2 separate regions of the Homo sapiens genome follow, and region 1 is linked to region 2. A link is an interaction called in ENCODE POLR2A ChIA-PET data of the cell type or tissue named here. Cell type or tissue: OCI-LY7. All regions are shown on one strand. Each heading gives the region's core, and the rest is flanking DNA. Links, peaks and the distances in the headings are about the cores only.

Region 1 (14,194 bases), core at 4,800-9,799, 690 kb before region 2:
GGCTACCCATAATTTCATCTGGGAAATGAGCTAACCATGGCTGGGCTGGGAGGGACTCCATTCAGGGCCCTTCGCCCTTCCTTAGCTCCTGGAGCTCTTGATTGCCATCCTCCCTTCCCATGACTGCCCCTGACCTCTCAAGCTCTTGCAAACTTCTCATTGCTAGCTATCTTGGCTCTTTGGGATTTCCTCTACCTCCTTCCCAACATGTGTGCCCTCTTGGTTTCTTGGGCTACTCACTGGGGCCCCAGATTCACTGCTGCCCTGGACTGGCATTTCCAGGGATTTTGTGCATTTAAATTAGATGAATTGTAACCCCCATTTCAGCAACGGCAAGGACTCCAAACACAGGCTTCCCACCTGCTTCTTGGGCCCTTTTCCTCTTCCTCAGTTTCTTCTACCTCTTCAGGTTCCTCAGGACTCTCACTCTTCTGTTCTTCCTCCTCCTCCTTCAGGTCTTGAAGTTCTTTGGTCTTCTTTAGACCTTCTTGGAATCTGGGGGGCAAAAAGGAACAGTTGAGTCTGGAAAGGGCAGATGCAGTGCATCCTTTCCTGAGTTCCTAGGGGAGGGGACTTGAGCAGCACCTCCAATAATTATGTGCTTCCTATGGTTCCACAAAACAGGAAAAAGCTGGGAAGCTCCACTGAATCCTAAGGCAGCTCACGCCAGTACCATTTCCCCTCACTCCTCAGTCATCCTTCCTGTTTATGTGAAAGTGTGACAAAACTGACAGGGAAAAAATGTGGTGCAGGGTCTCCTGACTGGGTTCTTAACCCACAAAACATTCCGTAGGGCTAAGATTGTATTTGTTCTCCATGTGACCGTGGAGCTTCAGCCTCTCATCTGTAAAAGAGAGAGGGTGACACTCATTTCACAGGGCGTTGGAATGATTTTTGCAAGTGCCAGGCACATGGCTTGATCTAGAGAGGTACTCAGTAAATGTTTACGAAACCAATGAAGGAGTTCATGCCCATAAATTCCAAGGATAGAGCACAGTGGTGGGTGAGAAAGGCACGCTTTCAAAGAGAAACCCTTGTGGTTTTTCTCCCCCAGGGTCAATATTACCCCAAACATACTCTGTTCACTTGTCCTATGCTGAGTGTCTAACACTAGCAGTTTGGCTGGGCAAACCCACCACTGAAGCCCATGGGTTCTGTGCCAGTGGGAAGCTATGTCTTCCTCATGAGCTATGGAGACAGGAGACGCATAGGGCACCATACATGGTTGGAGGTGATTCTCTACCTTGAGGCTTGGTACCTGCTCAGGACTTGGTCTCTCCAGTGCTGACAACTGGCCATGGGTGCTATTGAAGCTCAAATGGAGGAGGAGGCAGTTCGAAGTTGAAGAGACTCCATTTATAGGAGGAAGGAGTGACCAAAGCAGTTCTAGGGAGCAGAGCTGCAGCTGCTCCTGGGCACTGCTGGCAGCAACATGACTGCTTTGAGCACGTGTCAGGAAGCCTCAGGCACCACCAAGAGGAACCCATCCAGGACCCCTGATTTCCAGACTATTCTGAGCGGTGGCATTCTGGTGGCTCTCTGCCTAAAAAGAGGGCAGTCTTGTTATTGTCTAACCACACCCTCTGACCCTGCTTCCTCCTGTCCTTCCTGTGGAACAGTCTTGCTCTTTCCTATGTAGTTCCTTCCTGTGGCAAGGAGGTCCTGCGGCCACTGGTTACTTCCCTAAAGCCTCTAAGAAACAAGAAAGACCCATGGGAAGGCATCTTCTGAGAACTGCCAGGTGCCCTTGGGGTGGCTGAGGTCTGACTCACCCCTTGCTGTAGGCTTCTTCCTCCATCCTGGCCTTGGTCTCCTGACTAAGCTCCTCCAGGCAGCTCAGGGTCAGCGCAGGAGCAGAGGCTTCACAATCTGGGTCCCCATTTGTCTTTCCACTAGTGAGAAGAGGGAAGTACAGGGCATCATTTCAGAAAAAGGTGGAGGCCTAAAAACAAAACCATGTTTTTGGCCCGATTCCTGATTAGGAGTGAGGAAACTCAGGCTTTTTCAGTAACTTTCAGATTTTTTCCCAATCCTTCTACCCTGAGACAAGATTTTATAAAGGTCCTAGTCCATGAATTTTCCCCAGCCCATTAAATACCTCACCAGCTCCCCTTCTCCTCATGCTCCCAAACTGGCGTTTATTCTTATTCCAGGAGATGCTGTAATGGGTGATCTACAGCGCTGAGATGAGGAAAATGGGGGCAGACCAGCACGTTTAAGGTCATTCCATTCCTGTTGTCTATCTTTCACCTGAAGACCCCCACTCATCTTTTCAAATATCCACTCAGCATGACTAAGCCACAGGCACATTGTAATGTGCTGGGGGCACATTAGAAAATAAAGAAATGGTTTTTACCAACATGGAACTTAGCAGAAGGAAAAGCCCCAAAAAAGGAAAGAAAAAATATGTGATTAATTACAAATAATAACTTTTATGAAAGAAATTCTGTACAGTGACAGAAAATAACAAGGAGAGAATGTGTTTAGAGTGAATAGTTAGAAAAGGCCTCTCTGAGGTGCTGAAGTTGAAGCACAGGCCTGAAGGATGAGAAGTCAGATGTATTAATAGCAGAGGAGAGGGTTGGGTGTGGTGGCTCATGCTTGTAATCCCAGCACTTTGGGAGGCCAAGGCGGGCGGATCACCTGAGATCAGGAGTTCGAGACCAGCCTGGCCAACATGGTGAAACCCCATCTCTACTAAAAATACAAAAATTAGCCAGGTGTGGTGGCACACACCTGTAATCCCAGGTACTCAGGAGGCTGAGGCAAGAGAATCGCTTGAGCCTGGAGGCAGAGGTTGCAGTGAGCTGAGATCGCACCACTGCACTCCAGCCTGGATGACAAAGCAAAACTCAGTAAAAAAGCAGAGGAGAGATCATTCCAGGAAGAGAATGCGGGTTATGTAAAGACTCTGAGACACAAAAGGTGCTGAGTTGTTTGAGAACTTAAAAAGAGGCAGTGTGGCAGGAGTTAACTTTTGGACAAGAGACATTTGCAATGCCTGTGAGGTATCCAAAGGGAGATGTCAAGTAGACAGTTGAATTCACCAAAGTGAGTCAGGGAAGTTTTAGCTGGAGATATTCATTTGGTGTCATCAGAACATAAATGTTATTTAAAGCCACGGGGATAGACAAGATTGCTTAGGGAGATAATATGAAGAAAGACAAGAGGAGGACCCAGGACCAAGTCATGAGGAACTCCACACTTGTCTCAGGTGGAAAAGAAGGCATCTTCAGAGAAGGCTGAGAAGTAGCAGCCAGAGAGGTAAGAGGAAACCTAGGAGCAGGTGGAGTCTTGGGAGCCAGGAGACAAGAGCTCATCAAGGCGGAAGAGTAAACAGTGCCACACACTTCTGAGTTTGAAGCGTGCAGACAAGGTGACTATTAGATTTGATAATACAGAGGTCAACAGGAGCCTCTGTGTAATGTTGGGAGCCAAGCACAGGTTTAAAGTAAAGAAGGGGAGGTTGGAAAGGGGAAGCCACAGACACAGCAATTCGAGTAGGAAGGAGAGTAGAGGGGTGTGTTGGAGGGAGTGTGCAGCTGAAGTAGGTCAAGGGAGGATGCACATTTGAATGTAGGTAGAAATGATCCAGTAGAGGATGAGAGAAAGGGATGCCCGAAGGAACTCAGTCTTTGCAAAAGGAAATAGGGACAGACCTTGGAAAACTAGAGAATCTCTCCTTGTTTGTAACAAAGGTAAGATGATGATGAAGTTGTTGGGCTGGAGATCTGGTGAAGGAAAGTGAGAGGGCTCCTATGGGAATGTAGCTTAGGTATTCTCTATAAAGTGGAAGGCAAGGTCATCTGCTGAGAGTGAGAGGTAGAGGGGTCTAGGAAGGTCTGTGGAGAGAGGAGGGGTGTAAAAGAGTTATATGAGAAAGAAGGAAAACAGACATACTAGAACATCTTGGTAAGATGGCTGGGAGGTGCTGGGAGATCATTGCAGGTATGGGATCACAAGTTTAAAGGAAGTATCCAGATGGCTATGCTTTCCCTAGAAATCCTGCAGCCCACCTTCATGTCCTGATTCCCAATGGGAGCAATGTCGTCATGGAGGAGTCCTCCAACAAGGCAACACTGTGAGCAGAGCTTTCCAGCCAGGACTCTGAAAGATCACAGCTGCCACCCTCCCTGAACTCTCAGACAGGGTTTATGAGTGAGCCTTGTATCTTCTCCTCATTCTTGGCATCAGTTTCCCATCTCTTAGTTTTCCTCAGACCTTTTAAAATTTACATTTAGTCAGGCTGGAAACCACAACCCATTGTGAACAAGAAAGATAACGCTCTAAAAATACCAGCTGTTCATAACATTTCTCCTTTTGCAAATTACATTATCCACTCCCTTCCATGTGACCTTGGCCTAATGTGCAGTTTCCTATTTATCCAAACGACTGGAGCAAGAGGAGAAAAACATAGCTACAGCCAAGGGCAGGGAAAGTAATTCTTTCATGAAATATATATATATATATATATATATATATATATATATATGAAATGAGATATTGGTATCAGACTTTTGATTTATATACAACTGTCAGCCTTAGAGGTTCCTTAATGTTAAGCATGCGTGAAGGAGGACAGTGTAGTATAAAGGAAAAGAACTCGCCTGAGGCAAACTTGGATTCAAATACCAGCTCCAAAACATGCAAATTATTTAATCTTCCTGAACTTCAGATTCCTCAACTGTACAATGGGGATAGTAATACATACCTGATGGTGGAGGTGTAAGAATTAATGAAGAAATGTCAATAAACTTTCTGGAATATGGCACTCAACAAATTATATCTGCTATTATTATTGTTATATAGTAAATGTATTGGTACATTTTGGGAGCAATCTGAGCTACCTCCAAATATGACTCATAAAAAATCCAGGCAATTATTTATATCATCAAGGGAGAGCTTGTTATATATTACTGAGACACTTCAGAGTCAGAGGAACCCTAAATGTGAACTAATTTAAGGTATGGTAAATTAACATTACATTTTCATAAAATGGCTTTAGGAACTTTCTCAGGTGCATGTCTATTGTGTGTCATCACACATTATGCACCTTAGAATTTTGCAGATAAGTGACTGTAAACAAAGCTCTCATTGTCCTTGGGTCACTGATCTCTAGAGAGGAAAACTTTTCCCTAGCAGGGCCAGGAAGCCCATTTCATCGACTCTTTTACATGCAGATCTTCTGTTCATTTCAGCTCCCCTATAGGGCTCTCATATACATTCTCTCACTTGATCTTTCCAATGATAAGAAGAGCTAAACATTAACTTATATGTATCAGGCTGTGGTCTAACATCTCATTTAAGGCTCACAAATGACCCAAGAAGGTATTAGTGTTCTCTGTTTGACAGATGAGGAAACCAAGGCTCAAAAAGTAGGCTGAGGCATGAGAATCGCATTTCAAGTGATTTCATATCTGTCAAACAGAGAACAGTAATACCTTCTTGGGTCATTTGTGAGCCTTAAATGAGATGTTAGAACAGAGCCTGATAAGTAAGTTAACTTTTAGCTCTTCTTATCATTGGAAAGATCAAGTGAGAGAATGTGTATGATCTCGGGACCAGCCCAAGATCATACAACCAGTGTGTGGTAGAGCTCAAATTTTACCCTGTGCAGTCTGATATGTGCCCATTCTTCTGACTGCACTATCTGCCACCTAGGTGGGGTATTATCCCATTTCACAGATAAGAAACCCAAGCTCAGGTTGATTAAGTGACTTGCCTAAATTCACGTTATTGGTGCTGGGACTCTCACCTTGGTCTTCTACCTGTGTGTCAAGATGGACTTTCCAGCCCTCCATGAACCCCCGCTTTTCTTTCAATAGAAGCCTTCCATGAACCCCCACCTTTCTTTCAATAGAAGCCCTCCATGAACCCCCACCTTTCTTTCAATAGAAGCCCTCCATGAATCCCCCTGCCTTTCTTTCAACAGAAGTCTCTTCCTTTCACTCTGCTGAGTGAAGCCCTTCCTGCCCTCAGGCTGGACCATGGCTTCCATGCTGCCCCTCTTTTCAAGGCTGCTTGTCTACAGTGTAAGTGGCTGGGAGGGCCTTTGTTTACTGTGTGTGTGTGTGGAGGGTGGGTAGGGGGGAGTGGAGGGGTTGTGGGTAGGGTGGCAAGTGGGGGAAACACAACATGTAAAATGTTTGCTGTTCTCTCCTGACCTCTAAACTGAGCTTGTAGTTTCCTAAATATCTTCTCTAACTATCTGGAAGTTTCTCTCTAAGCATCTTTAAGACTAAGCTCAAATGCCTTCTCCTCTGTGAAACCTTTGCTGGTGTTCTCCCCTCCCCCACACCCTCTGGTTAAAGTTGATCTCTCCTTTTTTTTTTTTTTTCCTTGAGACAGGGTCCCGCTCTGTCACTCAGGCTGGAGTGCAGTGGCATGATCTGGGCACACTGCAACCTCCACCTCCCAGGTTCAAGCGATTCTCCTGCCTCAGCCTCCCAAGTAGCTGAGATTACAGGCGTGCACCATCACGCCTGGCTAATATTTGCATTTTTAGTAGAAATGGGGTTTCACCATGTTGGCCAGGCTGGTCTCGAACTCCTGGCCTCAAGTGATCCACCTGCCTCGGCCTCCCAAAGTGCTGGGGTTACAGGCATGAGCCACCGCACCTGGCCCTCTCTCTCCCTTTATGCTGCCACCGCACCTCTGTGACAGCATGACTCACAGGGAGGCATTGATGTATGTTTTAGATACCTGCATATGACTGTCATCACAGGAAGAAGGACTGTGTTTGGGTCAGAATAGTGCCTGGCATACAGTAGGTGCCTTTAAGTGCCTGTCAAGTTGCATCGGTTTCACTATGACTTATCCAGTCCCTACTAGGAATGTTGTAAAAGGCACAAGTCCTCTCTGTAAATGGTTATTTCCTGAGAACCCAGTGTTTGGGTTGGACTAAACGAATCTGTAATCATGGCTATAAACTGGAGCTGAGCACAGCCTGTGCCCACCCTAGGGATTTCTGGCCCGAAGGCTCATGGATCTTGGCATCTGTCCCCTGCCTGAAATCCTATGTGCTTTCTTTCTGGGATGATTCATGAAAATGAGGCTCATTATTCTCACACGTGCACCAGGTCAAAAATGTTTGTCATTGTGCTCAGCTCTCAGTAATGTGAAGAACTATTTAGTCAAAATATATTTTTGGACAGGCAGGTATATTAGATTCAACTTTTCCCACATGGTAAACAATATTTGAAAGTGGCTACTATCCTTTGTGATCGGCATATCTTCTTGGGCTCAGCAATATTTCCAAGTCACCCCCACTGCCATGGTTCCCTCTGACAAGCCCAGCCCAGGGAACCCAAGCTTCCTTACTCCGTGTTACTCAGTTCTAGATACCTGGGGTCCGCCACAAGTTTATTGGGGTGGGTGGCGGGAGGGAGGAATTCACTCCAAGATACCATCAGCAAAGGGGAGTTGCTTACTGTACAAATTTAGTGTCCTGTGAAATCTTTAAGGAATTTACCCTGGGTGCTTCAAGAGTATAGAAACATGGTTATTTTTAGAGATTCAGAGTTAAAATTGCTCTGTGATACATTAACATAATAACCCCTTTTTGACACTAACCCTGTGCATCATCTACATCCTGGTTTTGCTGATCGCTCTGTGAACGGTTCCACACACACCCTGTCTCTCACCCCGACTCTGTTCTCCACTCCATGCCCAACCGGTCACCATGCTCTTTCAAAAATAGCTCTTAAATTCATCCTCTTCTCTATGGTCACACTGAACTTCGTTTTGTTCTTCCAGTTGGGCGGTCTATTAAAAGGGTAAGGGCATGTGCTCTGCTATCTACCAGCTGTGTAACCTCAGGCAAGTGACGATTTCTCTGAGCTTCAGTTTCCTCATCTATAAAACAGAGATATTAATAGTACACCTACCTCATGGAATTACTGTGAGGATTAACTGAGATTATTAATACAAAGCAATTAGCAAAGCACTTGGCATACAGCGAGGTGCAGCAAATAGTTAACAGTAATTACCATTGTCATCAGTGCAGTAGTTAACAGTAATTACCATTGTCATCAGTGCAGTAAATAGTTAACAGTAATTACCATTGTCATCAGTGCTGTAAATAGTCAACAGTAATTACCATTGTCATCGTTATCATTATCATCATTCCTTGAATACTCCATACTTTGTCACATGGACAAAGCCTGGAATGTTGTTAACCTCCTGTTCACCTAGTTGATTATGTACCCTTTAGATTTTTACTTTAAAAGTAAGTTCCTAGAGGGAAACTTTTTTTTTTTTGTTTTTTGAGACAGGGTCTGGTTCTGTCGCTCAGGCTCCAGGCTGCAGTGCAGTGGTGCAATCTCAGCTCACTGAAACTTCTCCCGGCTGGGGTCAAGCCATCCTCCCACCTCAGCCTCCTGAGTAGCTGGGACTACAGGTGGACGCCACCACGCCTGGCTAATTTTTATATTTTTTGTAGAGATGGGGCTTTCGTTATATTGCCCAGGCTGGTCTTCAACTCTTGAGCTCAAGTCATCCACTTGCCTTGGCCTCCCAAAGTGCTGGGGTTACAGGCGTGAGCCACTGCCCAGCCAAGGGGAATCATTTTCTAAGCTCTCTCTTCCCCCCACTTCCCCAGTTCCCCCAACCTTACACCAAAATCAGGTTAGGTGCTCATTTTCTGTGCATCATTCCCTTAGCAACCTACACTTCCTTACGATCCCACCCATCATGTTGTATTATAATAGGCTGCTTCCCATCTGTCTTTCCCGCTAGACTGCAAGCTCCTTGAGTACATTCTATGTGCCTGGCCCTTGGTGATTAATTGCTGAAGGAATGAAAGAACAAAAGACTACAATTACATAGCCATTTCTACTTGTGGAACTGCTCTTGAGCTTTGTTTTCTCTTCATCTTCAGGACTAACTTTAAATATCACTCTCCACCCATATGTTTAAGTCTACAGGTTTCTAGGCCCTTGGTGAGTGAAGAGCAGTTCATTACGAAATGACCTCCAAGAACAAGGCTCAGCATTCTCTGAAATCTCATGAAGCAGTGTAACCAGCTCTCAAGTATCTTCCTGTGAACTAGCCACAGGGTATTTGATCTTATCCTTTGCTTAGCCAGTGCCCTTCCTGCTTTGTCACTGTATGCTTAGGAAAGGTGAAATCATTTTAACACAAAGCTGAATACAACAGTCTCCAAAGCAATGTATATTAAACTATAACACATTATTTCTCTTTCACGATATGGATAGGGCAGTTAGAATTGACTGTATTTGTGTATAGGACAGAAGATACGAATTCACTTTTACTCATATATTGTCTCATTGTTAGTCTGTTGGGAATCAAGTAAATTTTCCACTTTATATTTATTTATTTATTTATTTGTATTTTTAGTAGAGACAGGGTTTCACCATCTTGGCCAGGCGGTCTTGAACTCCTGACCTCATGAACCACCCGCCTCAGCCTCCCAAACTGCTGGGATCACAGGTGTGAGCCACCGTGCCTGGCCATGTTTCCAGTTTTAAATGGAAATCACTTAACATCTTTGAGAAATCCAGAAGGGGAAGCTGTTGTTCATCCTGAACCCCTCTTCCTCTAAAGATGCCCTCACCTCTTTGCAACCATTCTTACATGGGTATATTCCCAACTGGCGAGTCAGCCCCAGTGTGCTTGACTTGCCTTAATCCCCACTCTGTCCATATCTCTCCAGGTTCTATAAAGCACTGGAAAGGTGATGCCACTATTGATCGTCACCCATTGACACTCCTAATTTGGGGCTGCTGCTTATTGTCTCCAATTTTGTACCTCAGTTTCCCTTACCAAGGATAATTCATGTTTTCATGATCCCCACTGCCTTGGACAGAAGTGCTCAACTGGCCTGGCATAAGTTCTACAGAGTTCAGGCCCTCTCTGTCATGATTAAGAGTCTGTTGAAGAGATCTTCTGCCTTGAGTGGCTCTGCAGGCCTAGAGTTGGGAAAGGGGCTAGAGTTGAGGGTTCTCTGAAGTAGGGATCTGTGCACCCAAAGGGAAGGTTGGCAGGGAGAATTTTAGTGGGTTTCTCAGTCAGAGCATGAGGTGACCATTTCTGGAGAGATTCAGAGACCCTGGATGAGGTACTATGACTCTAGGGACTTGGTAAGTTTCTGTAAACTCGGTTACTTCCATGTGGTGGTGGTTGTGTTGCCTCTTGACAATTTCCCTGTAGTGATCAAGAAAAGACAGAGAGAGAGACCCCAAGAGACCCTCTATAACACGAAGGACCTGTGAGCTTATGGGGGTGAGGTGGCAAAGAGACGAAATGCTGGGCAAACTTCAAGACTAACAAATCACTGGGTGATAAGCTGGTGGCTATACAGAATGACAGATGTAGGAGGCAGGCTGAGTCTGGAGATGGGAGCTTGTCTGTACTGAAAAGGGTCCCAACATACAGGTTCCCTGCCAGATAGCAAAACTTTTCTAACAGCAAAGAAAAACAAAGGACTAAAGCTGTCTTGAGGCAAGGAAGAAGGAAGAATAAGGTATATGTTTTACCAAGTGAGAAAAGACACAAGGGGAAAATTCTGAGAGGCAGCAGGTGTGATCCAGATGTTTTTCAGCAAGCAAATGAAAGAATTTGAAAAGTAAGCTATAAAATCCTCTGAGTGCATAGAAACAGCCTGCCTTACTCTGGCTGAGGATGAAAAGATCTGCAAATTGCATAGATGCCTAGAAAATCACAGAAACTGCTGGCTGCTAATCCAATATGCATTTTCCTTCCTACTTCCTAACAGCAACATGATTCTGTTCAGGAATTTACTCTTCTTCATGGAGTCATTTTGCTTTATGGGAAGCTGACCCTCTCACCAACCCCAGGGAATAGTTTAATCCCATAATGACAATCCCTTTCCCAAAGTGATTCTTTTAGAAAGGGACTTCCTTCCAGATTTGTCAATGAGATAATAGAGAAGACTGGTGAAAGGCTTCTGGGTTTATTCCTAAGAAAGGAACATGGCAAGAAACAGTCCCTTTCTTCCTCTAGGTATTGTCCTGTCTGGAGGGGATCCCAGGAACTACCAGCCATTTGCCACAATCCTGATGATGAAGTTAACATACAATGTGGCCAGAGGCAAGGAAGTTGTAGACTCGCTGAGCTAGAGCCCTGCTGTGCCATACCAGGAGCAGCTCTACCTCTGGACTTAATTAAGTCCCATTGAGTTGGGGCTTTATTTTGTCTGTAGCCCAAGGAATCCCAATTGGCAGAGAAGGCTCCAGCCTTCTCTGGGCTCTCTAAGATTGGGTACACTTGGCCTCACTCAGGGCATCTTCCTGGTTCAAGAATTTTGCAAACAGGTTCTGAAATCTTTGTGGGTTTCAGACTCCCATTCATTTCCCTTAAAACTTAATTTGCTTTCCACTGCATTTTGGGGATAAAAATGGGAGGAAGGAAAGTAAAATGGGGAAAATTTCCTGAGAGATCCCTGAAGCCAAGAGGAAAATCGACAAACTTACTTTTCCAAAAGTGCAGGCAGTGCTGAAGTGACAGGTAGGCTGCCTTTCCCATTGGGTGATTCCGACTGAGTGAAAAACAGAAGACAGAGAATTGAGGATGCGCTATGGAAGGAAGAAGCCAGAGCTGCTGGATTTCTGATGATGCTGGGAGCGGGGCTGCTGCTTCTCCTCTTTCCTCCATGCCCCCACTTTCCAATCTTCATCTGAGCCCAGGACTTGGCCCTTTCCCTCAGGCCTTCCCTGTCCTCCTTTCCTCTAGGGCACATGCAGCTTCCTCCTTTTCCTTCACCTCTGCTAAGTTTCCTTAAGTGAAGAGGAAAGTTTACATCTTGAGGCTCCATTCTGGAGAGGAGCCATCAGTTTTTCTCTGTCCCGTTTAGCAACTGTGACTGAACACCAGTGGGCCTCCTACAAATGCAGGTCTCAGGCTCCTTACAATAGATTCACACAAGCCCATCACTGTCCCTAGAGACATAGCTCCAGGTACAATTCTCAGGAGATGCAAATCACTACTGAAAGCTCAAACCATCAGAAATTTCTTTACAATACGTTCCCCAGGATTTCCAGGTTGTGTTGTTGCAATGGATTTGGTTTAAGTAATGGTTCTCAATGTTGGCTGCACATTAGAATCACCTGGGGGAGGTTTTAAAAAAGTATCGATCCACTCCAGAATCTTGGTGTGGGGCCTGGGGGAATAATGGTTTAAAAGTACCCTGTGTGGTTTTTAATCTATGGCCCTGATTGCCAACCCCTAGTCTAAAGGAATATATATTTGGAAAATAAATTTATGCTTTTAGGCAAAGTATGGGAAATAGATCTGTTAAAATACACTAACCAGTCCTCTCCAACATTCTTAAACATTTTTTTCAGGTTGTTTTATTTTAGTGGGTAATTTGGGAATTTAGGTTGATTTCATAGACGACTGAAATGCTTGAGGCAGGAAGCAGTGAATACCACTCATTGGTATTACATAGAGCTTGAATTTCCAGTTGCTTACACAATCAGATTGTTTCCTTATAGGGTAGTGCTAGTCATAGGCAGGGGATAGAGAAACCACTGAAGAAAGAATTAGAGAGAATTAGCCAGATGCACAAAGGCCTGGGATACAGAAAATATTTTGTTATATCCAAACGTCTTTGTCTAAAAGAAATGGAAATGTATTTTTCCTGATTATTACCAATACATTCTTATTATAGAAATATAAAAAGGCATCAGGAAGAAAATAAAAATGAACTATTTTACCATTGCCTAGAGATAACCATTATTAGCTGTTTCACATATCTTCTACCAGAAATTTCTATGTCTACACACAGAAACACACTCTTTTAAAAAGTACAAAACAGAATTATACTGTTTATACACTAGGTTTTGTATATTCTATTTTACTTGCTTTTGATTCATAATAAATTATGGATAATTCTACAGAAACCCCTTATAGGAATATCCATTTGCTTAACCAATCTCTTATTAGTGAACATGGAGTTGTTTCCCACTTTTCATTATTATGAACAATGCTACAATGAACTGAGGCAGGAGAACAATGGGTTGAAGAACTCAGGCTGTGGAATCAGAGAACCTAGGGTTCAAAGCTGTTCTACCACCTATCACACATTACAAACTTCAGCTACTTAAGCCCACTGCAGAGTAGAAAAAAATTGTAACCACCTTGGCAGATTGTGGTGTAAGCACAAAAAGAGTTATCATTTGCAAAGAACGCTGAGCTGCCAACACCATGCTGAGGGCAGTGGGACTTCCCAGAGTAGTAGAATACATGCAGCCTGGTGTATATTGAGTTTTTGAGCCTATCACTCAGATTCTATTCTGGAAATTTCCTCTCCTTGTTGACCCTGCCCCCATTTGGTCACCCTCCCTGCCCTAGGACTGAGTACGAAGGAAAGGTTATTCTACTATTCTGTGCTGGGAGGCAGACATCGTCATACTTACCAAGGCTGGTAAGGAGGGAATGGATGATGAGCTGGGAGTTTGGCCAGGCAGATTCAGGGCATTAAACTTAGGAACCACAGCAACGCTGACCCTCCGGCGAGGCATATTCTGCAGGAAGAGAAGTGACCAGGCTCACTGTCTTGGAGGTAGCAATAGCCATAGTTCAGAAGGGCTGGGAAAAAGCCTCCTCATTTCTAATGCTGTAATGGCATTCACTGGATATTTTGGTTTTGCAGTAGCAATGATAGAATTGGTGTGGAGAGAGTGGCCAAAGTTGACCCAAATTTTCTGTTGTTGGTGAGTGAACGCTCAATCTGTTCTATTTTAGCTTATGAGATCTTGGAGATACAGAATGGAAATGACCCCACAGTCTCTGGGTAACACCCTGGAGACTGTATTCAAGCTGCCTGTAGCAATATGAAGGCTTATGATCACTTCATGTTCATTTAAGGGATGTATACATAGTTAAGGAAACCATGAGCAAGAAAGGTAAGATGTCAGAGGCTAAACTTGAGAGTGTGGAAAGCCGAATAGAAACTCTGTTCAGAGATTCTCTGGCATCCATGGATCCCAGAATGAATGATTGTTTGGGTGACCATGGAAACTTCTGTCATACTCCTTCCAGGAGCCCTGGTATTCCTTGAACATGCATACCTTTCCCAGCGTGAGGGACATGGACCGTGCCGTGCGAGGGACCCCATCTTCTGCAGCAGGAGGGAGCAGAGAAGAGAACACAGGTAAGTTTCAGGCTAGGCACCAGCAGGAAACAGAAACTAGGCTATCGTATCCATGGGCCA
Region 2 (15,756 bases), core at 5,437-10,436:
TTTCCAGCTCACAGTGGGAAGTGCACTGAGAGAGGGAGAGGTGGCAAACTTCTTGAAGGATGTCATCCAAGTCTGCCATGACCATTCCCATAGCAACAACGGACATCTCAAGAGAGTGTTAAGACTTGGTTCTCTACACAATGGGGAAAGGACAGTCTTTTCAATAAATTGCCTGAGAAAATGCAAAAGAATGAAACTAGAGCCCTATCTCTCGCTATATATGAAAATCAAATCAAAATAGGTTAAAGACTTAAATCTAAGATTAGACTACAAAACTCCTAGAAGAAAACATTGGAGAAACACTCCAGAATGTGGGAAACACTCCAGGACATTGATCTGGGCAACAATTTCTTGAGACAGACCTCAAAAGCACAGGCAACCAAAGCAAAAATGGACAAATAGGATCACATCAAGTTAAAAAGCTTCTGCACAGCAAAGGAAACAATCAAAGTAAAGAGACAGCCCACAGAACTGGAGAAAATATTTGCAAACTACCCCTCTGACAAGGGATTAATAACCAAGATACATAAGAAGTTCAAATAACTCAATAGCAAGAAGGCAAAAAATCCAATTAAAAAATGGGCAAAAGATCTGAACAGACATTCCACAAAAGACTTATAAATGGCAAACAGGTTATGGAAAAATGCTCAACATCAGTAATTACCAGAGAAAAGTAAGCAAAAACTATAATGAATCATCTCACCCCAGTTAAAATGGCTTTAACCGAAAGACAGGCAATAATAAATGCTGGTGAGGATGTAGAGAAAAGGAAACCTTTGTACATTGTTGGTGGGAATGAAAATTATTACAGCTACTATGGAGAACAGTATGGAGGTTCCTCAAAAAACTGAAAATAAAACTACTGTATAATCTAGCAATCCCATTGTTGGGTATATACCCAAAAGAAAGGAAACCAGCATATTGAAGAGATATCTGCACTCCCATGTTTATTGCAGCACTATTCGCAATAGACAACATATGGAATCAACCTAAGTATCCATCAATAGGTTAATGAATAAGGAATATGTGGTATATACACAGGATGGAATAATATTTAACCATTAAAATAATGAGACTCTGGTTTCACTGTCAAGATGGCTGAATAGGAATAGCTCCGGTCTGCAGCTCTAAGAGAGATCCATGCAGAAGGCGGGTGATTTCTGCGTTTCCAACTGAGGGACCTGGTTCATCTCATTCGGACTGGTTGGACAGTGGGTGTAGCCCACGGAGGACAAGCTGAAGCAGGGTGGGTTATCGCCTCACCTGGGAAGTGCAAGGGGTTGGGGGATCTCCCTTCCCCAGCCAAGGAAAGCTGTGAGAGAGTGTACCGGGAGGAACAGTGCACTCCGGCTCAGATACTGTGCTTTTCCCACGGTCTTTGCAACTGGCAGACCAGGACCAGGTGTCTATACCACCATGGTTCTGGGTTTCAAGCACAAAACAGGGTGGCTGTTTGGGCAGACACTGAGCTAGCTGCAGGAGTTTTTGTTTTTGTTTTTTTCTCAATACCCCAGTGGCACCAGGAATGCCAGTGTGACAGAACCGTTCACTCTCCTGGAAAGGGGGCTGAAGCCAGGGAGCCAAGTGGTCTGGATCAGTGGGTCCCACTCCCACAGAGCCCAGCAAGCGAAAATCCACTGGCTTGAAATTCTCGCTGCTAGGACAGCAGTCTGAGGTTGACCTGGGATGCTCAAGCTTGGTTGGGTGAGGGACATCCGCCATTGCTGTGGCCTGAGTAGGTGGGTTTTTAAAATTTTTTATTATTGTACTTTAAGTTCTGAGGTACATGTGCAGAATGTGCAGTTTTGTTACATAGGTATATGCATGCCATGGTGGTTTGCTGCACCCATCAACCTGTCACCTACATTAGGTATTTCTCCTAATGTTATTCCTCCCCTAGCCCTCCACTCCCTGACAAGCCCCAGTGTGTGATGTTCCCCTCCCTGTGTCCATGTGTTCTCATTGTCCAACTCCCACTTATGAGTGAGAACACGTGGTGTTTGGTTTTCTGTTCTTTGCTGTTCTTATGATAGTTTGCTGAGGATGATGGTTTCCAGCTTCATCCATGGGACATGAACTCATTTTTTATGGCTGCATAGTGTTCCATGGTGTATATGTGACACATTTTGTTTATCCAGTCTAGTGTTGATGGATATTTGGGTTGGTTCCAAGTCTTTGCTATTGTGAATACTGCCACAATAAACATACATGTGCATGGGTCTTTATAGAATGATTTATGATACTTTGGGTACATACCCAGTGATGGGACCGCTAGGTCAAATAGTATTTCTAGTTCTAGATCCTTGAGAAATGGCCACACTGTCTTCCACAATGGTTGAACTAATTTACACTCCCACCAACAGTGTAAAAGTGTTCCTATTTCTCCACATCCTCTCTAGCATCTGTTGTTTCCTGACTTTTTAATGATCGCCATTCTAACTGGTGTGAGATGGTATCTCATTGCGGTTTTGATTTGCATTTCTCTAATGACCAGAGATAATGACCATTTTTTCATGTGTCTGTTGGCTGCATAAATGTCTTTTGAGAAGTGTCTGTTCATATCCTTTACCCACTTTTAGATGGGGTTGTTTGTTTCTTGTAAATTTGTTTGTTCTTTGTAGATTCTGGATATTAGCCCTTTGTCAGATGGACAGATTGCCAAAGTTTTCTCTCATTCTGTAGTTGCCTGTTCACTCTGATGATTTCTCTTGCTGTGCAGAAGCTCTTTAGTTTAATTAGATCCCATTTGTCAATTTTGGCTTTTGCTGCCATTGCTTTGTGTGTTTTAGTCATGAAGTCTTTGCCCATGCCGATGTCCCGAATGGTACTGCCCAGGTTTTCTTCTAGGATTTTTATGGTCCTAGGTCTTACATTTAAGTCTTTTATCCATCTTGAGTTGATTTTTGTAGAAGATGTAAGGAAGGGGTCCAGCTTCAGTTTTCTGCATATGGCTAGCCAGTTTCCCCAACACCATTTATTAAATAGGGAATCCTTTCCCCATTGCTTGTTTCAGTCAGGTTTGTCAAAGATCAGATTGTTGTAGATGTGTGGTGTTATTTCTGAGGGCTCTGTTCTGTTCCATTGGTCTATCTCTCTGTTTTGGTACCAGTACCATGCTGTTTTGGTTACTGTAGCCTTGTAGTATAGTTTGAAGTTAGGTAGCCTGATGCATCCAGCTTTGTTATTTTTCTTAAGATTGTCTTGGCTATGCAGGCTCTTTTTTGGTTCCATATGAACTTTAAAGTAGTTTTCTCTAACTCTGTGAAGAAAGTCAGTGGTAGCTTGATGGGGATAGCACTGAATCTACAAATTGCTTTGGGCAGTATGGCCATTTTCATGATATTGATTCTTCCCACCCATGAGCGTGGAATGTTTTTCCATTTGCTTGTGTCCTCTCTCATGTCCTTGAGCAGTGCTTTGTAGTTCTCCTTGAAGAGGTCCTTCACATCCCTTGTAAGTTGGATTCCTAGGTATTTTATTCTCTTTGTAGCAATTGTGAATGGGTGTTCACTCATGATTTGGCTGTTTGTCTTTTATTGGTGTATAGGAATGCTTGTGATTTTTGCACATTGATTTTGTATCCTGAGACTTTGCTGAAGTTGCTTATCAGCTTAAGGAGATTTGGGGCTGAGACAATGGGGTTTTCTAAATATACAATCATGTCATCTGCAAACAGAGGCAATTTGACTTCCTCTCTCTCTTCCTATTTGAATATCCTGTATTTCTTTCTCTTGCCTGACTTCCCTGGCCAGAACTTCCCATACTATGTTGAATAGGAGTGGTGAGAGAGGGCATCCCTGTCTTGTGCCAGTTTTCACCCATTCAGTATGATATTGGCTGTGGGTTTGTCATAAATAGCTCTTATTATTTTGAGATATGTTCCATCGATACCTAGTTTATTGAGAGTGTTTGGCATGAAGGGGTATTGAATTTTATGGAAGGCCTTTTCTGCATCTATTGAAATAATCATGTGGTTTTTGTCACTGGTTCTGTTTATGTGATGGATTATGTTGCTTGATTTGTGTATGTTGAACCAGCCTCGCAGCCCAGGGATGAAGCTGACTTGATCATGGTGGATAAGCTTTTTGATGTGCTGCTGGATTCAGTTTGCCAGTATTTCACTGATGATTTTCACATTGATGTTCATCAGGGATATTGGCCTGAAATTTTCTTTTTTTGTTGTGTCTCTGCCAGGTTTTGGTATCAGGATGCTGCTGGCCTCATAAAATGAGTTAGGGAGGATTCCCTCTTTTTCTATTGATTGGAATAGTTTCAGAAGGAATGGTACCAGCAACTCTTTGTGCCTCTGGTAGAATTTGGCTGTGAATCCGTCTGGTCCTGGACTTTTTTTGGTGGGTAGGCTAGTAATTATTGCCTCAATTTCAGAGCCTGTTATTGGTCTATTCAGAGATTCAACTTCTTCCTGGCTTAGTCTTGGGAGGGTGTATGTGTCCAGGAATTTATCCATTTCTTCTAGATTTTCTAGTTTTTTTGTGTAGAGGTGTTTACAGTATTCTGATGGTAGTTTGTATTTCTGTGGGATCAGTGGTAATATCCCCTTTATCATTTTTTATTGCATCTATTTGATTCTTCTCTTTTTTTTGTTAGTCTGGCTAGTGGTCTATTTTGTTGATCTTTTCAAAAAACCAGCCCCTGGATTCATTGATTGTTTGAAGGGTTTTTCATGTCTCTATCTCCTTCAGTTCTGCTCTGATCTTAGTTATTTCTTTCCTTCTGCCAGCTTTTGAATGTGTTTGCTGCTGCTTCTCTAGTTATTTTAATTTGATGTTAGGGTGTCAATTTTAGATCTTTCCTGCTTTCTCTTGTGGGCATTTAGTGCTATACATTTCCCTCTACAACACTGCTTTAAATGTGTCCCAGAGATTCTGGTATGTTGTGTCTTTGTTCTCATTGGTTTCAAAGAACATCTTTTATTCTGCCTTCATTTTGTTATTTACCCAGTAGTAACTTAGGAGCAAGTTGTTCAGTTTCCATGTAATTGTGCAGTTTTGAGGGAGTTTCTTAATCCTGAGTTCTAATTTGATTGCACTGTGGTCTGAGAGACTGTTTGCTATGATTTCCGTTCTTTTGCAATTGCTGAGGAGTGTTTTACTTCCAATTATGTGGTCAATTTTGGAATAAGTCCGATGAGGTGCTGAGAAGAATGTATATTCTGTTGATTTGGGTTGGAGAGTTCTGTAGATGTCTATTAAGTCCACTTGGTCCAGAGCTGAGTTCAAGTCCTGGATATCCCTGTTAACCTTTTGCCTCGTTGATCTGTCTAGTATTGACAGTAGGGTGTTAAAGTCTCCCACTATTATTGTGTGGGGGTCTAAGTCTCATTTTAGGTCTCTAAGAACTTGCTTTAATAATCTGGGTGCAGGACTTAGACTCCAACACCATAATGGTGGGAGACTTTAACACCCCACCTTTAATGTTAGACAGATCAATGAGACAGAAAATTAACAAGGATATCCAGGACTTGAACTCAGCTCTGGACCAAGTTGACCAACGAGAACACATGGACACGGCAGGGAAGGCATCACACAGTGGGGCCTGTTGGTGGGTGGGGGGCTGGGGGAGGGATAGCGTTAGGAGAAATACCTAATGTAGATGATGGGTTGATGGGTGCAGCAAACCACCATGGCACGTGTATACCTCTGTAAAAAACCTGCACATTCTGCACATGTACCCCAGAACTTATAGTATAAAAAAAAAAGGGAGATTGTTATTTGCAACAACATGGATAGAACGGGAGGTCATTATGTTAAGTGAAATAAACCAGGCACAGAAAGACAAATTTTAAGACAAATTTTGCATGTTCTTACTCACATATGGGAGTTAAAATTAAAAAAAAAATTGAATTCCTGGAGAGAGAATGATGGTTACCAGAGGCTAAGAAAGGTAGTAGGGAGGAGAGGAAAAAGCAGGGATGGTTAATAGGTACAAAAATACAGTTCGATAGAAGGAATAAGCTCTAATAGTAATGCAACAGGGTAACTATAATTAATAATAATTTATTGTATACTTTAAAATAACTAAAAGTAGAATTGGAATGTTTCTAACACAGAAATGATAAATGCTTGAGGTAAAAGATAACCCAATTATTCTGATTTGATCATTACACATTATATGCCTGTATGACAGCATTACATGTACCCCATAAATATATTCAACTATTATGTACCCATTGATGTAGTCTGGATATTTGTTGAATGTGATCCCCAGGGTTGCAGGTGGGGCCGGATCCCTCATGACGGGCTTGGGCCATCCCCTTGGTGAGAAGTGGGCTCTCTCCGCTCTGAGTCTACACGAGAGCTGGTCATTTAAAAGTGTGTGGCACCTCCTCTCACCACTCTCTCTCCTCCCTTCATCTTGTGACCTGCAAGCTCCCAATTCATCTTCTGCCATAAGCAAAAGCTTCCTGTACAGCCTGAAGAATCATGAGCCAATTATACCTCTTTTCTTTAATTTCTTTGTAGCAATGCAAGAATGGCCTAACACATCCATAATAATTAAAAATTTCTTAAAAAAATTTAAGACTAAAAAAAAACTTCAGTTCTTACAACTGTTGAAATGGGCAGTACCTACTATAGTTAACATATACAACCCTATGACCCAACACTTCTATCAGAAACGTTTATACCAAAAACATGCGCATGAATGCTTTCTAGAACACGATTTATAAAACTAACCTGGAGATAACTCAAACGTCCATCAATAGTACAGCAGACATATAACTCACGGTATATTCATATAATGGAAACCTATATAGCAACAAAAACTATAGCTATACTCGATAAATCTCACCAATACAATGTCGAGCAGAAGCAGCCAGACAAAATACAAACAAACATTATTCTATTTATATAAACCTCCCAAACAGGTAAAATAAAGCCATGATGTGAAAGTCAGGATGGTGGTCAGCTCTGGGAAGAAGGGACTGGGAAGGTGATGGGCAGGAAATCACAAGGGTGTTGCTAGCAGTCCTATTTCCTGAGCTGGGTGATGGAAACCTAGGGATTTGCTTTGTTTTAAACCATGGAGTTGAAAGTGTGTATTTTATACATGTTTCTGTATGTATCCATGTTCTTCAATTGAAAAATTGAAATAAAAAATCCAGCTCCCTGAGAAGGGACTTTGAGTCACAGATGAAGGAGGCAGGGACTGAGAAGCAGGGGGTGCGGGTGGAGGGGACTGTGTATGTGTGTGTTGGGAGGGGACATGGGATTACCGACTTCCTGTGTTGGGGAGATGGCCCAGCCGATCACACAAACCTATTCAGAAGCATTCACACAAATAAAGCAAGATTCCTCCTGCTGTGCCCCACACCCCAGGGCACCCCCCGCCCGGGGAGTGCAGTGATTCAGTGTACTCAACAGCACAGAGACCAAAGAATAAACAGGAAACTGAAACAGCAGCTGCTGGGGCCCACTGTTTGCCAGGGAGAAACCTGCAGGCTCGGCCTCTGAAAGGGGCCCTTGGACAAGCCTAGGAAGGGCCCTGGAATCCCCATGCTGAAAGAGACCTTGAAGGCCAGCCTCTCGCTCTCACATGCCTAATGGCCTCTGTGGCCATGGGACCCTTCAGCTCTGCTTGGCACCTCCAGGGAGAAGGATCTCACCCCCTCCCAAATATGCAGTCTTCCCCCAGCTGCCCACCCTTGGAGCATGCTCCTTCCACTGCGCTAAAATCCTTGTCTTGAGCTCCCCTGAGGCTTCCCCAGCGGCCTGCTGTTCCTCCACACCTTCCCTTCCGGCAGGAGAGGTGAGGCCTGCGTCTCCCAGTTTTTCCCAGCATTTCCAGGTTTAACTTTCCCAGTTCCTGGTGGGACAATTTTGTATAATTTTCCAAACTGGTTGCCCTCCTTTGAACAAGCTCTGGCTAATTTCTGCCCCTCAGGACTGACCACAGTGCCCAGGGTCACTGCCTCACTTATACTGGACAAGAGGCCCCTTCAATATAGCCAAGGAATTGGCACTTTGGGGCCACATGGTGCTCCTGATGGGTGTGAAGCACAGCCTCAAGTTGTCCTCTCAAACTGTGGTCCACCTTGGGTGCCCATCCTGTCCCTTAGAAGCTAGACTCTTAGGCCCAGAGGCATCCCCTGTGCCAGTTGCTCCAAACAAGGCCAGACCATTGCTCCATGGCCCACATTTCCTTAGCTTCTGTGTAAAACCCTGTGGCCTGGGCATATCTGCTGCCCACACCCAGGCTGGGCTGTGTTGCTGATGCTTCTTGAACAGATCTGTGGCCAGTTCCCTGGCCCCACCGCAGTCCTGCCAGCCCAGTGGTTTGTCTTCCCCACCATGCTGGGAGCAGCACGCAGGCAGGGGACCAAAACCAGCCCCGCTCTCTAATTTGCAAGATCTGTTGGCGTTTCCGGAGCCAGGTAGAAAGGGAAGAGTGCTGAGCTAGGATGCTGAGGACACAGCTGCTTTCCTGGCGGTTAGCTGTGTGGCCTGGGCAAGCCTCTCCCCACTTCTGGTTTCATTGTCTGCAGGCCCAAATGGTCATTTCTGTCCTGATTCCTGGAAGGATGAGCCAGAGGACTGATAGGAATCCGTTTATCAGCTATAAACCGTACGGATCGGAGGATCAGGGTGGGGGCTGTGACCAAAGCGCACAACAAACGGGCCCGGACCAAGTGCCGCTGCCCACTCAGCTGAAGATTCTGGCTGCTCAGCTCATCCTTGGGGCCGGCCCAGGCCTTGCCAACAGCGAGGTGCTGTGCAGACCCCAGACAACCAACTCTTGGAGAAACACGTCCCGCACAGAAGACACCACAGCCCTTTCTTTGCTTGCCTTTCAAGGGACACCTTGCCAAGGTCTAGAGAGGAAGGCAGGAGCAGAGGTTTCTGAGACATAAAGCATCCTTCAGAGACTCCCATCTGATGTTTCCCAAGCCCAGCCCAGCCACAGCCTCAGCACCCTAGAGACTAGAAGTGCGGTGACCCTGGGCATTGGCTGCCTGAAGGGATGTGGGAAGGATGGATCACGGCCAAGAGTGGGGTTGGGGGAGGCGGGTGGATGGGACACAACCTCCGTGAGAATATCTGAGCCTGTCAGGGAGGGTGGAGTATGAGGCCAGGAGAGCTCCCTCCCTGGAGGCTGGGAGGGGAGGGTGCTCTAGAACTGGTAGTAAGGCCATGGTGGGGCATCGCTGAGCAGAGCCCTGACCTGCTCCCTGGGAACACATCTGGGATATGGACAGAGGGACCAGGCCACCCTTTGATGCTGGAGCTCTTCAACAAAAATTATAAAAGGTTAAAGTTTAAAACTTGCTTAAACTTTTAAAACAGAGATAGCACTGGCCACCAGCACTGTCTTCCTCCTGTCCCCCTTCTTGACCTCAGCCTCTTTCACTGAACAGACTCTTTCTTCTTCTCTCGGAAAATTTCATTCACAAACATTGCAAAGAAGCCTTCCTTTCCCACACTCAGTGCCTTCCTGGGAAGCTCAGCACCGTGGGAGCAGCCTCCTGTTTTACCAACTGTACTTCTGCCTGCAGGTTCTGCAGCTGAGATGAGAGGAATAACAACTATCACTTATTTACCATTTGCCTAGTACTATGCCAAATACTTTACATGCCCAATTCCAGGTCTTCCTGACAAAAGCCCTGAGAGGTAGAGAGAATAATTATCCCCATTTTACAGGCTTGGAGACTGAGGCCCAGAGAGGCTGGGAGACTTGTCCAGGGTCACATGGTCAGTAAATGAGCAGTAAGTAGTGGCAGCCTGGGAACCCAGGGGGGTCTGCCCCCTTTATGTTCCTCGCTAGGATGGTGGCCAGCCCCAGCCCTTGCCTATCACAGTGGTGGTGAACTAGACTGAGGGAGCTGGTGGTGCCCCAATGCCTAGGGTGGAGAAGGATCACCTCAACGAGCTTCAAAATTAGGTCTGCTTCCTCTGAGGGCCCTCTGCAGAGACACTATTCATTAATCCTTCCATCCATTCAACACATATTTAATGAGCACCTACCATTCTAGGCCACTGAGATATATCAGTGACTAAACAGAAAAAGATCTTTGCTTTTGTAGAGACCATATTCTAGTAGGGAAAGCAGAAAAATAAATTCCAAAGCATGCGAGAAGGTGATAAGGTTGTATACAAAAATGTAGACAAGGAAAGAGGCTCGGGGTGGTGGAGAGCTGGAGGCAGACGGCAAGTGTAAGAGGTGGCCAGGGAAATCCTCAATCAAAATTGAGATCTCAGCAAGGGCAAGGAGGGGAGGAGGTGGCCCACGGCAGAAATGGCGGAGTCGTGGGCCCTGAGCTTGGGGTTAGTGGGAGGAGATGAGGTCCAAGAGGTGCGGGTAAGTGGATAGGGCCTTGTGGCCACTGAACAGACTTTGGCTTTTTATTTTTTTCTTGAGATGGAGTCTCACTCTGTCACACAGGCTGGAGTGCAGTAGCAGGATCTCGGCTCAATGCAATCCCAGGTTCAAGTGATTCTCCCGCCTCAGCTGCCCAAGTAGCTGGGATTACAGACATGCACCATCATGCCTGGCTAGTATTTGTATTTTTAGGAGAGATGGAGTTTTGCCATGTTGGCCAGGCTGGTCTCGAACTCCTGACCTCAGGTGATCTGCCTGCCTCAGCCTCCCAAAGTGCTGGAATTACAAGCAAGACTTTGACTTTTAATCTGAATGACAGGGCCAGCCATTGCAGAATCTGACTGACAGGCTAACCAGGTCACTCTGGGTGGTGCTGTGTTGGGCACAGAGCATTGGAGGAAGGAAGGAAGAAGGGACACATGTTAGCCGACTTCTGTCCTCACTCGCAGGGTCCAACCTGCAGCCTCCGGCCCAGTCTCATGGCTCTAGGCTGGGGCTTCGTGCAGAGACCTGGGCTGGCCCCTCCCTCTGTGGAGGGCACAGTCATTTGGTTCACCAGCCCTGTCATCTACATTATTTGTGTAATACTACAACTACATAATCTGGAAACACACAATACTTTTAATTAAAGAATTTAAGTAAGGGCAATTAAACCTGGCAGGAGAGAAGCCGTAGCACACAGAGAACTTAATTGGAATGAAAACCAAATTAAATATGGAAACATCAGCTAAAAGAAAAAAATCAAATTTGAATGTGTAGAATTTTGAAGGCTAATAATAATTCCTAGAGCCAGGTTCCCTTCTCCAAGCCTAATTCCTCCTCCTTCTGGGCCTTTCAGGAATAGGAACTGGAAAGGCATGAGCAGAAGCAAAGAACGTAGGACTCTGTGCCCCGCCTTGGCCACGTCACCTCAGGAAAATGGCTGAGCCACTCTGGGCTTCAGTCTTGTCACTTGCAAAAGGAGACAGAGCATGCTGAGGCACTCAATTTGTGTCTCAACATAGAGAACTGTGCGTAGACTGGGGCGTGTGGAAGCCACAGTCCATGAGTCTCTTGGGCACCGAGGAGCAGATCCCAGGTTATTACACAGCCAAGCATCTTTCTGCCTCAGTTTCCCAAGTGTGTCTGTGGTGCCTACGTGTGGTACAGACTGACTGGCCTGTTCCTCCTGGAATGTAAGAGTTAGAGTCACCTGTGGGCTTTTTAAACTATAGATCACTGCCCCTCTCACTTCTGATTCACTAGGTCTGAGATAAGGCCTGAAAATGTGCCTTTTAAAGTTCCCAGGTGCTGTTTCATTGGTGGTGGTGGTGGTCTGGGACCACACTTTGAGACCACAAGCTATGACCCCCTTTCAGGAAAGGGTTGGGCCCAGCTGGTCGCTTGCATCCTGAGGTGGAACGTCTGGAGTATTTGTGTTAAGCTCAGGCTGGTCTTACTTTTGCAATCAAGGAGTTCACAAGGACGCTGTGTGTGTACTAGCTCGTGTATTCCAAATACTTCTCTGCTTATTTTAGAATTCCCATTCCACTTTCTTTTTTAATTAATTTTCCATGGGCAAGCAGCCCAGTGGGTCTTTGGCTTTAAGCATGGTGAGCTCAGGAGTTTCTAGGTTAAGTAGTTAATGATTAGTAATCAAATACTTCAAAGCATGTGTGGGACATTACAGCTAGTTAAAGAAACCCTGAGATTAAGTCTTTTTTTGGTAGAGTTAAGTGGTCTTTTTGTATTATGAATACTCAACACCTGATTTACTAGTAAAGACTTTCGTGTTTTTTTTTTTTTTTTTTTTTTAACTACTTGGGCGTTCTCTTTCTTAGTCTCACCTTTGCCTGAGTGAGATTCTGCCCAGGGCTTGTTGTGTGAAGGGCCCCTTGGACTGAAGATGGGGTAACAGGAACATCAAGTGCAAAGCACAGGTAGAGAGGGGTTATGGAGACAGCAGGATGGCTGGAGGGAGTTTGCTGAGGAGGTAGGGATCCAGCCAGTCCACACATATTTGCGACAGGCTCAGCAGGGAGGCCCCAGCCCCAAACTCCCATTGCAGCGATCCACTGGTTTTCCAGAGGCAGGACAAGGGACCATGGTATGGTGGTTTAAAGCATGGACCCCAGAGGCAGGATTCCCAGATCTGATTTTTGACAAATGACTTAATCTCTCCATGCCTCAGTTTCCTCCTCTGTAAAACTGGGGATAATTATAGTAAGTACCTTATAGCGCTATCATAGGGATTAAGTAACATTTATAAAACAGAGTAGTGCAGGGCACATAGTAAACACCATATAAATGTTTGAGCAATACATTTTAAAATCTCACCCAGGTCTGGGTAGTGGGGAGCTGAGCCATCACACCTAGTCCCGGTCCCTGATATCTGTGGGATGAGGGAGAGGAGGGAAGTGCTGACTTCCATAAACCAAAAATAACTAATTGCACATCCAAGGCCTAAACGAAGCTTTGTCAGTCCCTCAAAACTGGACAGTTCTACACTTGTCCCTTCATATGACATGAAAGGCTGTTTTATTCTGGAGCCATCATTAAATACTCGATTATTGTCTTTTCAACACAAAAGGTTCTCAAAGTTGGACTTGCTGACAGCACTTGGGGATTGGAGCAGGAGAAAGTCAAGGACTCCTCCTCCTCCTCTAGCATGGGGAAATTCTTTGGCAGAATTAGTGGTGTTCCCTGGGAAATGTGCTCTGCAAATAGATTCGTCTTTGCGTGCGTTACTCATCTTGCATCAAATTATCAAATTAGACCTCACAAATCAGAGCCAATTGTCCCTTGACAGGCAACTTTGGCTAGGGGCTCAGTCTCTTCTGGGCAGTCTCATCTAGTCTTGAAAATTTCTCCTTTCCTGGCATTAACAGACATCTCTGTGGCTATCCGCAACGTTCCCCACTTGGAAAATGCATCAGCGCTGCTCTGAGAATGAAGCAAGCACAGGGGGCTGGGGTGTGGTGTCTGCCCTGCATACCCTTGAACTCTAAGCTCAGCCTTGCCAATGTTCCCGCCAAAGAACCCAGAGTCTGAGGGCAACATGAAATACAGTCTCAACACCCTGAGATTTCATCAGATCCTCCTGTTTTTAAAAATACTCATTTAAATTTGCACTCCATGCAATATGCATATCTGTTTTAGTATAAAATATTTCCACCTCTCTCCTCCAAATCTGAGGTGATCGGAAGAAGTGCGTGTTTATGCCGTAACTTTGAGTATCCTACATAATGAGTGTCTGTGTACCACAGGTGGGATGCGCTACCACCTAAAAGTGTTCACTGTAGGAACTGGGGATTTTCCAGCTAAGCAGGACCCTTGGACTATTAACATGAAATGTCTTTGAAATACTGTTAGATGACTTTTTTTTTTCTCCAGTGAGCATGCATGCATCCGAGGACGGTCATTGAGGTAGGATTTTGTTCATCTTTGGGGCTCCCACAAACCTAGCTCAAGACCTTGCACACAGGGGGGACTTTGGTTAAGATTTGTGAATTTTTTTAAAAAGACTCCTTCATTTGATCAACAGCATGCTGGGTGCTGCCTCTGTCTCTGGCTTTTCATTAGGTGCTGGAGATACTGAAGTGTGAGACACAGTCCTGCCCTCTAGTCTGTTGGCTGATGGAAGAAGAGAGGGACACGGGTTGAAATAAGGGGTAAATGATGCCATAAAGTGTGATTAAGAGTGTCATTCTCAAATTTGTGATGCTTTGTATTCAGGCTGGCCCAGTGAGAATTCTAGGTGGAAAAAACCCTTCTCAGGGTTTGCCATCTAACTTCGGGAGCTTAGAATTATAGAATTTCAGGGTCCATAAGCCCTTAAAATCACCCAGCCCAACTCCACTGACAGCTGTGGAGCCTTTGACAACCTGCTGATGGTCCCCTGAACTCACCACCTGCCCAAGCCATCAGCTTCATCACCAGCTCTATGAAGAAGCAGCTCAATAAATTGTTCCTAATTTCCCCCTGCTGGTCCTCCCTCAGGGCTACATAGGACAACCCTGCTGGGCCCTTGCACAAGGCAGCCCTTCAGAGATCTGCAGGTAGAACACTGACCTTTCTGAGCAATTTCTGGTCTTAAATAGTCCTCAATCCTTTAGCCATGAATTCAAACATATAGATGGACTTTCAGAAAGTGGGAGCTTGGAGGACCACATCATAACAACAGCCTTCCTAAAGCAAGAATCTCTTCAATAACATCTTTGAACAGAGGACTCCCTCTAACATTAGGCTATTACAAACCATTCAAAGGAATGATGGTAGTTGAAGGTGGAGAGGTGGCCTTGTTACTACCGAGAGTCAGTCCTCTGCTTTGCTTGACAAGTATCCTGCCACAAAGTTCTTCTCTGTAGTGACCTGATATTTGCCTCTTCCCTCTCCCTCCACTGGTCCAGGGGTCATTGACCAAATGCCTCTTTTTTCACAGAAATCCATCACTGAATCCCAGAATCCCCCAAATCTCAGTACGAAGGCTACTCTCAGAAGGTTGAAAGACATATACTTAATGCATATGAATTTATCATCCCAGTAGGTAGGTAGTTTTAGAAGTTCTTTAATCCTGGAGGAATCACAAACAGGAAAAAATCACTGAAGGCAACAACTGCCACTTCTAATATTATGAAGTTTTGTCATGTGCTGATGCGGGAGACATCAGCTGTTTAGGGAGGGTGTGTAGCTTGAGGGAGGCAATTCTGCCTGCCCACCAAATGTTCTCAAACACAGGGCTGGCAATGGTCCTGTATTGAGAACCACTCCACTGCCCGACTACCATCATCTAATCCATCATTGTGTAATAACCTGCTGAAATGTCTCTCAAAGTCCTCCCTGATAGCTGCATGTCCCCACACCCCTGTGGCAACCAAGTCCTCCTATCTCTTCCCGGGACAATGAAACAGTTTCCTCCTTAACTTGCTTCCCTGTTTCTAGCCTCTTTCCTTCTGATCCACCTGCTTTCAGCTGCCAGGGGGATTTTGCACACCCCACCATGGAAATCTACTACTTAAGAACCTTCCCCATTCCTTCCTTCTGCTTTTAATGTGAAGTCTACCTCCTTGGAATGGCTTTCAACAACCATCATTATCTGCTCTACATGACTCTAAGTCTTATCTCCTACTTGTCCCATCAAAAACTCTAAATTCTGCACACAACAGACAATGGATTCCTACTACTAAAATATGCTCAGCTATTTCATGCCTTTGCCCAAGTGAGCCTCTACTTGGGATGTTCTATGCTTGGAAACTGTCTCTACAACCTTTATGATATAAATCAAACAAGCCTCCTATGTGAAGCCATCTCTGAGTTCTGCAGACCAAGTCGGTCATCCCAGGCTCTCAGAACACAGCACACCCCTCGGTTTCTGTTCTCATCATTCGGTTCCATTGTGTTTACATGCCCATGAGCTCCTTGAGGGCAGAAGCTGTGTCTGAT

What was found. ChIA-PET counts read pairs that join two places held together with the same protein. Peaks named below come from ENCODE experiments on the same cell type or tissue, not always from the same donor. Only the 100,000 strongest peaks of a DNase experiment are listed, where the experiment ranks them.
Region 1: POLR2A ChIA-PET joins it to region 2 with 11 read pairs; 2 of 35 experiments call an interaction of 5 or more read pairs at or near these places.

What each region holds. Positions count from the first base shown.
Region 1 is chr11:10,580,095-10,594,288 of GRCh38, forward strand. IRAG1 (inositol 1,4,5-triphosphate receptor associated 1) reads right to left here. Exons shown (of 21, transcript NM_130385.4): 16 at 14,052-14,101; 17 at 13,398-13,505; 18 at 11,454-11,518; 19 at 1,773-1,892; 20 at 361-495. IRAG1-AS1 (IRAG1 antisense RNA 1) reads left to right here. Exons shown (of 4, transcript NR_046375.1): 2 at 8,918-9,056; 3 at 14,023-14,134. Among named protein-coding and RNA genes, the nearest start is that of LYVE1, 19 kb to the left of the region's middle. RefSeq lists an enhancer at 13,505-14,194. In OCI-LY7, for the core only: no CTCF peak of the experiment used is centred there; no DNase peak of the experiment used is centred there.
Region 2 is chr11:11,272,802-11,288,557 of GRCh38, forward strand. The region is part of intron 10 of GALNT18 (polypeptide N-acetylgalactosaminyltransferase 18); the gene reads right to left. Among named protein-coding and RNA genes, the nearest start is that of CSNK2A3, 73 kb to the right of the region's middle. RefSeq lists an enhancer at 7,039-8,014. In OCI-LY7, for the core only: no CTCF peak of the experiment used is centred there; a DNase peak (open chromatin) is centred at 7,370; H3K4me3 peaks cover 693 bases.